Linked DNA regions of Homo sapiens: regions 1 and 2 are each linked to region 3. Evidence: chromatin contacts called from ENCODE Hi-C or POLR2A ChIA-PET data. All regions are on one chromosome and are shown on one strand. Each heading gives the region's core, a stretch centred on a gene start or an enhancer-like site at or near the end of the contact. The rest is flanking DNA. Distances are from core to core; before and after follow the strand shown. Region 1 has its middle 58 kb from the start of SHLD1. Region 2 has its middle 64 kb from the start of GPCPD1. Region 3 overlaps SHLD1 (shieldin complex subunit 1).

Region 1 (3,318 bases), core at 122-2,621, 150 kb before region 3:
ATCCATCCCCAGAGCTTGCAGTAGGGAACCCAGCCCTGTCACCACCTTGAGTGAGGCTTTCTGGGGCCCTGAGCAGATGACTCAGTTGAGCCAGAGTTTTTGAGAGTGGGGCTCTGACCTACAGAACTGTGAGACAATAAATGAAATTGCTTTAAGCCACTCCATTTGTAGTAATGCTATAGCAGCAATAGGAAACCTACACCCTGACATGTCAACTAACTACTGCAAGCCAATGTGAATACGACCTTCATGGAGTGTGTCCCAGGCCATGGGCAGAAGAGGGAATAGCCAGCTCTGCTAGGGAAAGTGAAGAAGGCTTCTCAGAGAAGGCATGCTTTGGGTCCTCTAGAGGTGGAGCCTGAGATGAGATTCCAGTGCAAGCAATGGTTTTGGGTGATGTTCCCAGGAATCAACAGTAAGGGAGTGACAGAGTGAGACAGAAAAAAGGAAAGAAGTCAGTAAAAGTGTGTGCGGTGGCTCATGCCCGTAATCCCAGCACTTTGGGAGGCTGAGGTGGGCAGATCATGAGGTCAGGAGTTTGAGACCAGCCTGGCCAACACGGCAAAACCTCATCTCTACTAAAAATACAAAAATTAGCCGGGCATGGTGGCGGGCGCCTGTAATCCCAGCTACTCCGGAGGCTGAGTCGGGAGAATGGCCTGAACCCGGAAAGGCAGAGGTTGCAGTGAGCCAAGATTGTGCCATTGCACTCCAGACTGGGCGACAAGAGCAAGACCCCCATCTCAAAAAAAAAAAAAAAAAAAGTGAATCAGGCTGGGCATGGTGGCTCACACCTGTCATCCCAGAACCAGAACTTTGGGAGGCCAAGGGGGACTGATAACTTGAGCTCAGGAATTAGAGACCAGCCTGGGCAACATGACAAAACCCCGTCTGTACAAAAAACACAAAAATTAGCTGGGAGCGGTGGTGCATGCCTGTAGTCCCAGCTACTTGGGAGGCTGAAGTAGGAGGATTGCTTGAGCCTGGGAAGTCAAGACTGTGGTGAGCCGGGATCACGCCACTGCACTCCAGCCTGGGTGACAGGGCCAGACCTTGTTTACAAAAAAAAAAAAAAAAAAACACCAAACTTATTAAGCAAGTTACCATTGTAGGCAGCTGGAGCTTTATCCTTCTCGGGGATGCTGGGAAACTGTAGATTTTGTCTGGGAGGGATGGAGGGACGGGGATTTATGCATCTGCTTCCATCAATATTGGTTGGGAGCCTCTTTTGGGGCCATTAATTCCCTAGTACTCAGCCCTTCGATGTATGTATGCAGAGCAGGCACCAACAGTTTCAGAAAACACTCAGGCAAAAGGTTGCAGGTGCTAGCACTTGGCAGTCTGATTGGTGTGCACTGAACCAGTGAGGCCAAGGGGCCAAGGGAAGGGGGAGCACCGGCAGCATTTGAAGGGAGTGAGGGTTTACCAGGCAGAGACCAGAGCAGGTGTTGCAGGCAGACGGAAATGGTTATGCACACAGAGGCCCAAAAACAAGCAAAAGAGTTCTGTGAAGTGGCTAGAGGATTTGAATCTGGAGTTGGACAAACAGGTTTGAATCCTGACTCTGACTCCTCACTGCTTATTCTCCTTAGGCAAGTCACTCCACTGCTCTGAGCATCAGCTATATGATGGGAATTATGGTAGGACCTGCCTCATTGTGCTGTCACAAGGATTAAATTATTTTATTTTATTTTATTTTATTTTATTTTATTTTATTTTATTTTATTTTATTTTTTGAGATAGAGTCTCGCTCTGTGGCCCAGGCTGGAGCGCAGTGGTGTGATCTCCACTCACTGCAACCTCTGCCTCCTGGGTTCAAGCGATTTTCCTGCCTTAGCCTCCCAAGTAACTGTGATTACAGGCGCGCGCCACCACCCTGCCTGGCTAAGTTTTGTATTTTTAGTAGAGATGGAGTTTCACCATGTTGGCCAGGCTACACTCGAACTCTTGACCTCAGGTGATCCACCCACCTTGGCCTCCCAAAGTGCTGGGATTACATGCATGAGCCACCATGCCCAGCCACAGGATTAAATTAGGTTATGCTTTAAAAGAGTATGGCACCTGGTCAGCCCTCAATAATGATAAGCAATACTTCTGTTGTTGTCCCACCAGTGGGTGAATGTTGGCTAGTTGGCTATGCCCACACAAAGAGTGCATGGAGACAAGGGGTCCAGTGGAGTAGTAGGCCAGAAAGGTGGGTAGCAGCTTCGAGGTACCCTGTGAGGTATTTTCAATTGTAGGCTCACCCAGACTGAACCAAGCACAGCTCACACTTGTAATCTCAGTGCTTTGGGAGGCCGAGGGAAGAACACTTGAGAGGCCAGGGGTTCAAGACCAGCCTGGGCAACAAGGAAAGACCCCATTTCTACAAAATAATAATAATTTAAAAAAAAATAGGCACAGTAGTGAGTGTCTGTAGTCCTAGCTACTCAAGAGGCTGAGGCAGGAGGATTGCTTGAGCCCAGGAGTTCGAGGCTGTAGGGAGCTATGATTGTACCACTGTACTCCAGCCTGGGTGACAGAGCAAGACTCCATTAAAAAAAAAGTGAGAGGCCGGGCACGGTGACTCCTGCCTGTAATCCAGCTTGACCAACATGGAGAAACCCTGTCTCTAGTAAAAATACAAAATTAGCCAGGCATAGTGACACATGCCTGTAATCCCAGCTACTCAGGAGGCTGAGGCAGGAGAATCGCTTGAACCTGGGAGACGGAGGTTGCAGTGAGCCAAGATCGCACCATTGCACTCCAGCCTTTTTTTGCACACAAAAAAGGTGGGCGGGAGGGGGAGGCTTATTTTTAGGGAAAGTGAAATAACAATTCAGGACTTTTGAGCCTGAATCTGTGGATCCCAACGAGTCTGAATAAAATTTAGGAGGTCCACAAACTTGGCTAGGAAAAGAATCATTCCTATTTTCACTAACTTCCAACTGAAATTGACCTTCCCCTTCCATGATGAATGTGGGCAACAAACCACAATGATATTAGCAGGAATTGTGATTTTGTCACAAGTAAAAAAAAAAACAAACAAAAAAGCCCCCAGGTATTTCCAGATTGCAGACATCTTAAAGTATCCTTTATACCCTTTACTACTTCAAAATAATGTTTTTTAGACCTGTTTTTAGATTTAGATTTTTGTTTGTTTGTTTGTTTGTTTGTTTTGAGACAGAGTCTCACTCTATTACCCAGGCTGGAGTACAGTGGTGTAATCTCGGCTCACTGCAAACTCCGCCTCCTGGGCTCAAGTGATTTTACCACCTCAGCCACCCAAGTAGCTGGGACTACAGATCTGTGCCACCACTCCTGGCTGATTTTTGTATT
Region 2 (3,727 bases), core at 279-2,778, 170 kb before region 3:
GCTAATTTTTTATATTTTTAGTAGAGACGGGGTTTCACCTGTGTTAGCCAGGATGATCTCGATCTCCTGACCTCGTGATCCGCCCGCTTCGGCCTCCCAAAGTGCTGGGATTACAGGCGTGAGCCACCGCACCCGGCCATATCTGTTTTTAAATATACATAATATTGAATTATATCTGTTCTTATGTTTAAAGTACTAGTAGGAAATACCCAAAATATTAATAATCTTTGTAACTGAGGGATAGGTTTATACTTGATTTTTACTTTTACTTTTCATTTATCTGTAGTGCCTATATTGTCTACAATAAACATGTATTATATATTTACTTTTGTTGTAAGGAACAAAGGTTTTTCTAAAAGTGGGGAGTGAGACTTAACCCCTGAACTCCCCCCAAAAAGACCATTGAATTTGTTTTCATGAGAATTAAACATTTCTTGAGTCAAAGACACCAAAAGTGAACTTAACAGCAGATGAACTGAGAAAAAGTATTTACAATGTGCAGAGCAGAAAAAGAGTTTTATTTTTCTGAAAACATTTTTATTTATTTATTTATTTTGAGACAGGGTCTCACTTTGTCACCCAGGCTGCAATGCAGTGCTATTATCTCAGCTCACTGCAGCCTTGACCTCCTGGGTTCAAGTGATCCTCTAACCTCAGCCCCCCAAGTATCGGGGACTACAGGTGCACGCACCACCGCACCCAACTAATTATTTGTATTTTTTGTAGAGACAGATTTTCGCTATGTTGCCCAGGCTCAAACTTCTGGGCTACAGCAATCTGCCCACCTTGACCTCCCAAAGTGCTAGGATTACAGGCATGAGCCACCATGCTTGGCCAGGAAAAGAATTTTAATCATTATATACATATACGTGTGTGTGTGTGTGTGTATACATATATATAAAACAAGTCAATAAGAAAAATAAAAACAATCAATAGAAAATTGAACAAAAGATAACAGCAATTTACAGAAGTTGAAGAAAAAAGTCCAATAAATATATGAAAAGATTTTAATCTCATTAAAAACGAAGGAAATAGAGGTCACAACCATTAATAAAATATTTTTTGCCAAAAAAATTTTTTTTGCTTATCACTTTAGAAAATACCTTAAAAATCACTAGCAATCAGAGTTTGTGAGGATGGTTATTCTCGCTAATAATACCAACCATCTATGTGTATACCTACTGTTGGTGGAACTGAAAATTGGCAGAGCCCTTTCTGAAAAGAACTTAGTGGTATATGTCAATACTTTAGGTATGCATGCCCTATGACACAGTGGTTCCAATTTCAGGTATCTATTCCAGAGAAATATTTGCCCATGTGCATGAAGAGGTGTGTACAAGAAGAGGCATGAGTCATAAAGCACTGGAAACAACACAAATGTCTAGCATGGAAGAATGGTTATGTAAACTATGATTGGTCTGTTCTATTGAAAAACCACACAGCACCTAAAACAATTAGAAAGACCTATATGTGGTGACATGGCAAGATAGAGCAACATAGCTCAGGGGTAACCACTGAGGGCCTGTCTGGATTCAAATCATGTTTCTGAAACTTCCTGTCTGTCAGACCTTGGAGAAGCCGCCTAAAGCGCTCTAAGTTTCCACTTCCCCATTTGTAAAATCGGAAAGATAGTATTATGTGCCTCCTAGGGCTGTTAATGAGAATTAAATGGGGCAATACATGCACTGTGTTTTTTTTTTTTTTTTTTTTTTGAGACAGGGACTTGCTCTATCATCTAGAGTAGAGTGCAGTGGCATTATCATGGCTCATTGCAGCCTTGACCTCCCAGGTTCAAATGATCCTCCTACCTCAGCCTCCTGGGACTGTAGCTGGGAATACAGGAGTGCACCACTGTGCTTGGCTAATTTTTATTTTTTTGTAGAGATGGGATCTTGCTATGTTGCCCAGGGTAGTCTCGAACTCCTGGGCTCAAGTGATCCACCCGCCTCAGCATCCCAAAGTGCTGGGATTAGAGGTATTAGCCACTTTGCCTGGCCATACACAACATTTTGAACTGTGTGTGTCTCACAGTAATTTATCAATAAAAATACAAACTTTTGCATATTAGAGAAAAGCAAGTTGTAGAACACCAAACATGATATCAAAGCCTTAATACTAAAGGTAATATATGTGGGTATGCCTATATATGCATAGAAAATGGCCCAGTAGAAAACATGTCTCATTAATAGCGGTGTTTATTTCTGATAAAGGAAAGGACTGGGATAAGGCTGGGGTAGGAAAGCTGTCATATCAACTCTACACTTCAGTATTATTTACTTTTTTACAGAAATAAATGTAACTTGTTTGCTGCATGCAGGCACTTGCATGCGCACGCGCGCACACACACACACACACACACACACACATATGCATACACCAGTTACCTTGGGCAAGGCAATATAGGCTTTGACTCTAGTTTGAAGATTTCAAGAGTACCAAATGTTTTACTCAAGGAATTTGAGCAATTGTGCAATTTTCAACAGTGTTTTGTGTCTATTTTGGCTACACAGAGAACTTCCTCAACAACATGGAAACAGACGAGTTTAGATTGTAGTTAACAAGAATAATTTGCAGAAATAGAAAGAAGCAAATAATCTGTTCTGTTAATAACACTCATCTGTCACCCATGCAATGCCTTTCACAGTTGACTGAGAGCCAATTTTATCTTGCTGTCACATAGAGTGTCCTTTTTATCATTGCAGTTGCACACTTCCCACAATCTTTAGGCAAAGAGGCGGAACTGCCTCATCTACGTGTATAGAAGTTATCTTGTTGCCCGGGTTGGAGTGTGCAGTGTGCAGTCTTGCCTCACTGCAGCCTTGACCTCCTGGGTTTAAGCAATCCTCCTGCCTCAGCCTCCTGAGTTTCTAGGACTACATACATGCCACCATGCTGGGCTAATTAAAAAAAATTTTTTTTGTAGAGATAGGGTCTTGCTATGTTGCCCAGGCTGCTCTCAAACTCCTGGCTTCAAGTGATTCTCCCACCTCAGCGTTCTAATATGTAGGGATTATAGGTGTCAGCCACCATGCTCAGCCTCTCTTGTGTCTCTGAAGAAGGTGCTGGTGAAGAAAGGATCTGGGGCGTCCCAGGTGAGGGAGAACTTTCCAACGCATGCAATCCATCTTGGGCCTCAGGTGACACCCTTGTATCATTCTGAATTAGGAAACGCTTCATTTTTTTAAACCTCATTATGCAAGGAGAATATTTTTTAAAATATTTTAAGGCCAGGCGCAGTGGCTTATGCCTGTAATCCTAGCACTTTTGGAGGCCGAGGCAGGTGGATCACCTGAGGTTGGGAGTTTGAGACCAGCCTGGCCAACATGGTGAAACCCCATCTCTACTAACAACACAAAAAGTACACTGGGCATGGTGGTGCCTGCCTGTAATCTCAGCTACTTGGGAGGCTGAGGCAGGAGAATCGCTTGAACCTGGGAGGCAGAGGTTGGAGGAAGCTGAGATTGTGCCACTGCACTCCGGCCTGGGCGACAGAAGGAGACTCTGTTTCAAAAAAGAAAAAAAAATGCAATCAAAACAAAAATAATAATCATTATGATATGATACCCATGGATTAACCACTCAGATTTAATGGATTTGAACATTTTTACACAATAGATTCTGGTGTGATTTTTTAAAAAAAGTTTATTAAAAAAAATAAAACTGGCTGGGCACGGAGGCTCACGCCTATAATCCCAGCACTTTGGGAAGCTGAGGCGGGTGGATAGCC
Region 3 (3,736 bases), core at 603-3,102:
TATGTGGGTGTATACCCACATAACCACTACCTAGATCAAAATATAGAAAAACAGAAATTTGCATGAAAGATTTATTGTGTGCATGGGTGTTTTGGGGGCCCCATTAGGAGCTAAAGCTTCAAATGCATTTGAGGTTTTGCCACTTAGAGGTCAAAAAAATTTAGTCATCCAGAATGACCAGTATAATTAGGTTATTTTTCATTTCTTTTTCTTCTTCATAGCATCCTTCAAATTTGTATTCCTTTTTAGGTTTATGCATTTATATGTGAAATGAAATTTATGGAGAACCTTAGATAACAGAAAATTCTAAAATGTTAATAAGGCAGTAAATGTTATCAGTAATAACTCCATGACTCATAATTTCTGCCTCTGTTTATCTTATGATTGGCATAATTTATTGACTAAAAGTACATTTAACTGCTTTCTTGAAGCTTAAACAGCTTCTTTCTCATGATCTCTTCAAAGAGTGAATATCATGAAAGAGTAGAAATAATTATTTTCCCTTTTTTCCAAAAGAGTGTTTGGAATAGATATCTTTGTCTGTGGGCCAATGGCTGCACACTCAGTAGTGCAATGCAGAGGCTATTAGAGCAGCACGCATGAGCTGAGTTAGGAAGATAAAGTTACTTAAAAAGCAAATGGAAATAGTTGACTATGGAGAAAGAGAACATTGTCTACAAAACATTAATAGCCTTTACAATTTTTATAAAACCAACCTAGAACAACTTTGAAGTTGAATGATTTTGCATAACTGGCTTATTATGGAATGAAACTTTCAGAAACAAAATATAGAGTGGAGATGAACTGTATACTTTTAAGATGATCACGTGTGATTTGAGATCAGAGTCTAGCATTGGAATACTGTTTCAAGGATAGCTGGACTACCTTGGTGAATTAAATAGATGTGTCACTAAAGGAATAGAAAACCTTGAAATTGTATGTAGCTCCTTCCTCTACCTTCAGATAAAATTTCTGTACATCAGCCTAAGTGGTAAGAATATTGTCTATTTCAAGCACTTTTAGAAAATGAGCTTTGGATATAAGGGCAATCTGGGTATGACATTTATTATTTTGGTCGATCTGGCCAGTTAAGAGACTGATGTCTTAACTCCTTCACCATTGCCTGCACGTCCCTAAGTTGGTAATTATTTTCTTGGAACTTTGAAGGTCTTGTTTCATTGCCTTCTTGTTTACAGAACATTGTGATTAATAAATTTGAGGATTTGTGCTTTATCAGTTCTGAGAAATTCCCACCCATTAACTCGTTGTCTCATTGTGCATTGCCTTTCCTTCGTTCTCTCTGTTAGCTCTTTCTGAAATTCCAATTACATGCATGTTGGACCATCTCACTTTGACTTCCATATCTCTTATTTTTTTCTCTATCTCTCTCTCTATGCTAAATTGTAAGTAATATCTTCAACTCTGATTTCTATTTTCTAATTATCTTTCCACTGGACTCTAGTCTTGTTTTACCTATTTGCTGAGGTATAAATACCTATTACTATATTTTTTCTTTTTCTGTAATTTAACATTTTCTCATTGTGCTTTTTGTTTATTTTTCTCATTTACCTGTTCATTTTTTGTAGTCTCTTGTTCCTAACTCAAACTTTCAACTTCCCATTTTATTTCTTTAACATATTAAGCATATTTGCCTTATATCCTGATTGTGTTAACGCCAATATCTGAAGCCACCATGGGCCTTGTTTGCTGGCTCACTTTGCTTACTCCCACTCGGTAAAGGTAGATTTGTTTTTTCCCTGTGCATTTTGAGCTCATGTTCAATGGAACTCTGTGTGGACGGTTTCTTTTGGTGTTTGGTTGAAAGTACATCCCTCTAAGGTTTACGCTTGCTTTCACTAGACATATGAGGGCATGTCAGTCTGGAACCATATTAAAATAAATAGCTGGCTTAGAGGTTTTTAGACCACAAAAATAGTTTCAATTTGAGCACAAACACATGTGAGTTCTGGCTCATGATCAATTGTTTTTTTCTTTTTTTTTTTTCCTTTTATTTTCTTTTATCAGGTTAAATCTTGGGGCAGATATTTCTTTTTTTTCTCTCTCTCTCTACCCAGAGCCAAGGCCAAGACAAGTTTTTGTTTGTTTTGTTTTACTATAACCTTTTACAAGGCGTATTTTGTTCTCTAGTTCACTTTTTCTCTGGTGGCGTAACTTCAGGGCTCTCAGCTTTATGTGGTGATTTCTTGTTAAGCACCCCCACCTTGCCATGGCCCTAGGCTTTGTGTCCTGAACCCTGTGTGGACGTTGAAGCTGACATGCTAGGTCTAGACACCAGCTCAGGGTTTGCAGACCTCTCAGAACTTCTATTCTCATTTTGCTTTTGGTCTGTACAGGCTTTCCTTGCTTTGTTACCAGCTCAGTCAAACATTTTAAAAGATTTTTCAAAAATATTTTATCCAACAGTTTTAGATGTTTGGTAACAGGAAGGATTTTCAGAATATCTTGTCTACCATATTCTTTTGTCAAAAATAAGTAACTATTTCTGTGACCACACTAGAGGTATCCTCGCGAAGGTGGAAATTCAATTCCATGTATTCCTCACTTCTAGCCCTTAATAACTCATGTTAGAAAATTTCCCAACACAAATGCATCCCAAACCCATCTTTCTCTGTCACTTAGCCTCAGTTTTCACTTGTCTTCTGTCTATATTCCTTTTCTGCGTAAGTTGTATCACGCAAATTTTAGATTTTGTGGCTTTTTTCCAGTTTCTTTGAGTTTTCTGTGTTCTCCAATGTTATGTGCTTCAGGAGAGAAGGCTCAAAGCTTTGCTCTCCTTAAATTCAAGTGTAAATGGGAGGCATGGGTGTTGAGAGTGATCTCCTATAACTGATCTCATGGTGTTTCCTTCTTGTCTTGCCCGTTTAATTCAGCGCTGTGATTCTGACTCAGCCAGCAGTCATTCTGTGAACTCTAGATCTTCTCTGCCTATTTTCACAATTTTTTGTTTTATTTTTAATGCTGCCTGTTTCTCTTCTTCAGTGTATTTACTAACTCAAACTTTTCCTGAAGCTCTTTGCTTGATTAATAGCTGTCATCAACTTACAAAAACCACTGCCACCATCAGGCTCTCTGGAGGTTGAGTCATTTCAGTCCCACCCACATCCTGGTGCAGGTCCCCCTTAGAGGGATGTGTTTGGGGATGGCTGGAGGGCTCTACCAGCCTGGGCTTCTGTGTTTGACACTCCCACACACTGAGGCACCTGCTGTTTCTGCCCACACTAGGATCATGTTTACTTTGCAGAGGGTGCACCAGGGACCTCTGTATAATCATAGTCCTCCTGCTGTGAGATGGGTAATGTTCACTATGATTCATCCCTTCAACTCTAATGCCAGGATGGGGCAGTAGCTATTGGTAAGGCTGATGTTCCTTCCAGTTACAGTTACAAATAAATGCTTGTTTGTCTGGAGTTTCCTTTTGATATAATATCTATCACTGTGTAGTAGACATATATATATATATATATATATATATATATTTTTTTTTTTTTGAGACACAGTCTCACTCTGTCGCCTAGGCTGGAGTGTAGTAGTGCGATCTCGGTTCACTGCAACCTCCGCCTCCTGGGTTCAAATGATTCTTGTGCCTCAGCCTCCCGAGTAGCTGGGACTACAGGTGCACGCCACCATGCCTGGCTAATATTTTTTGTATTTTTAGTAGAGATGGGGTTTCACCACGTTGGCCAGGCTGGTCTCAAACTCCTGACCTCAGGTGATC

Evidence for each region. Hi-C counts contacts between places; a loop is a spot of excess contacts on that map. ChIA-PET counts read pairs that join two places held with the same protein, here RNA polymerase II (POLR2A). Pooled maps may share reads with other maps.
Region 1: a map with no recorded cell type shows a loop between it and region 3 (8-fold over the local background). The contact joins two enhancer-like sites. A Hi-C loop is called at or near these places in 5 of 37 single-sample maps with no recorded cell type and 5 of 50 pooled maps. POLR2A ChIA-PET finds 5 or more read pairs at or near these places in 2 of 52 experiments (activated CD4-positive, alpha-beta T cell and naive thymus-derived CD4-positive, alpha-beta T cell).
Region 2: a pooled map shows a loop between it and region 3 (10-fold over the local background). The contact joins two enhancer-like sites. A Hi-C loop is called at or near these places in 2 of 37 single-sample maps with no recorded cell type and 10 of 50 pooled maps. POLR2A ChIA-PET finds 5 or more read pairs at or near these places in 3 of 52 experiments (activated CD4-positive, alpha-beta T cell, activated CD8-positive, alpha-beta memory T cell and activated T-cell).

Annotation. Positions count from the first base shown.
Region 1 is chr20:5,690,725-5,694,042 of GRCh38, forward strand. No RefSeq gene overlaps it. Among named protein-coding and RNA genes, the nearest start is that of SHLD1, 58 kb to the right of the region's middle. Within about 2 kb of position 1,372, at least 2 of the 41 ENCODE cell types and tissues checked have a DNase peak (open chromatin) inside an H3K27ac peak, as active enhancers do.
Region 2 is chr20:5,672,948-5,676,674 of GRCh38, forward strand. No RefSeq gene overlaps it. Among named protein-coding and RNA genes, the nearest start is that of GPCPD1, 64 kb to the left of the region's middle. Within about 2 kb of position 1,529, at least 6 of the 41 ENCODE cell types and tissues checked have a DNase peak (open chromatin) inside an H3K27ac peak, as active enhancers do.
Region 3 is chr20:5,841,304-5,845,039 of GRCh38, forward strand. The region is part of intron 2 of SHLD1 (shieldin complex subunit 1); the gene reads left to right. Among named protein-coding and RNA genes, the nearest start is that of CHGB, 68 kb to the right of the region's middle. RefSeq lists an enhancer at 3,014-3,083. Within about 2 kb of position 1,853, at least 4 of the 41 ENCODE cell types and tissues checked have a DNase peak (open chromatin) inside an H3K27ac peak, as active enhancers do.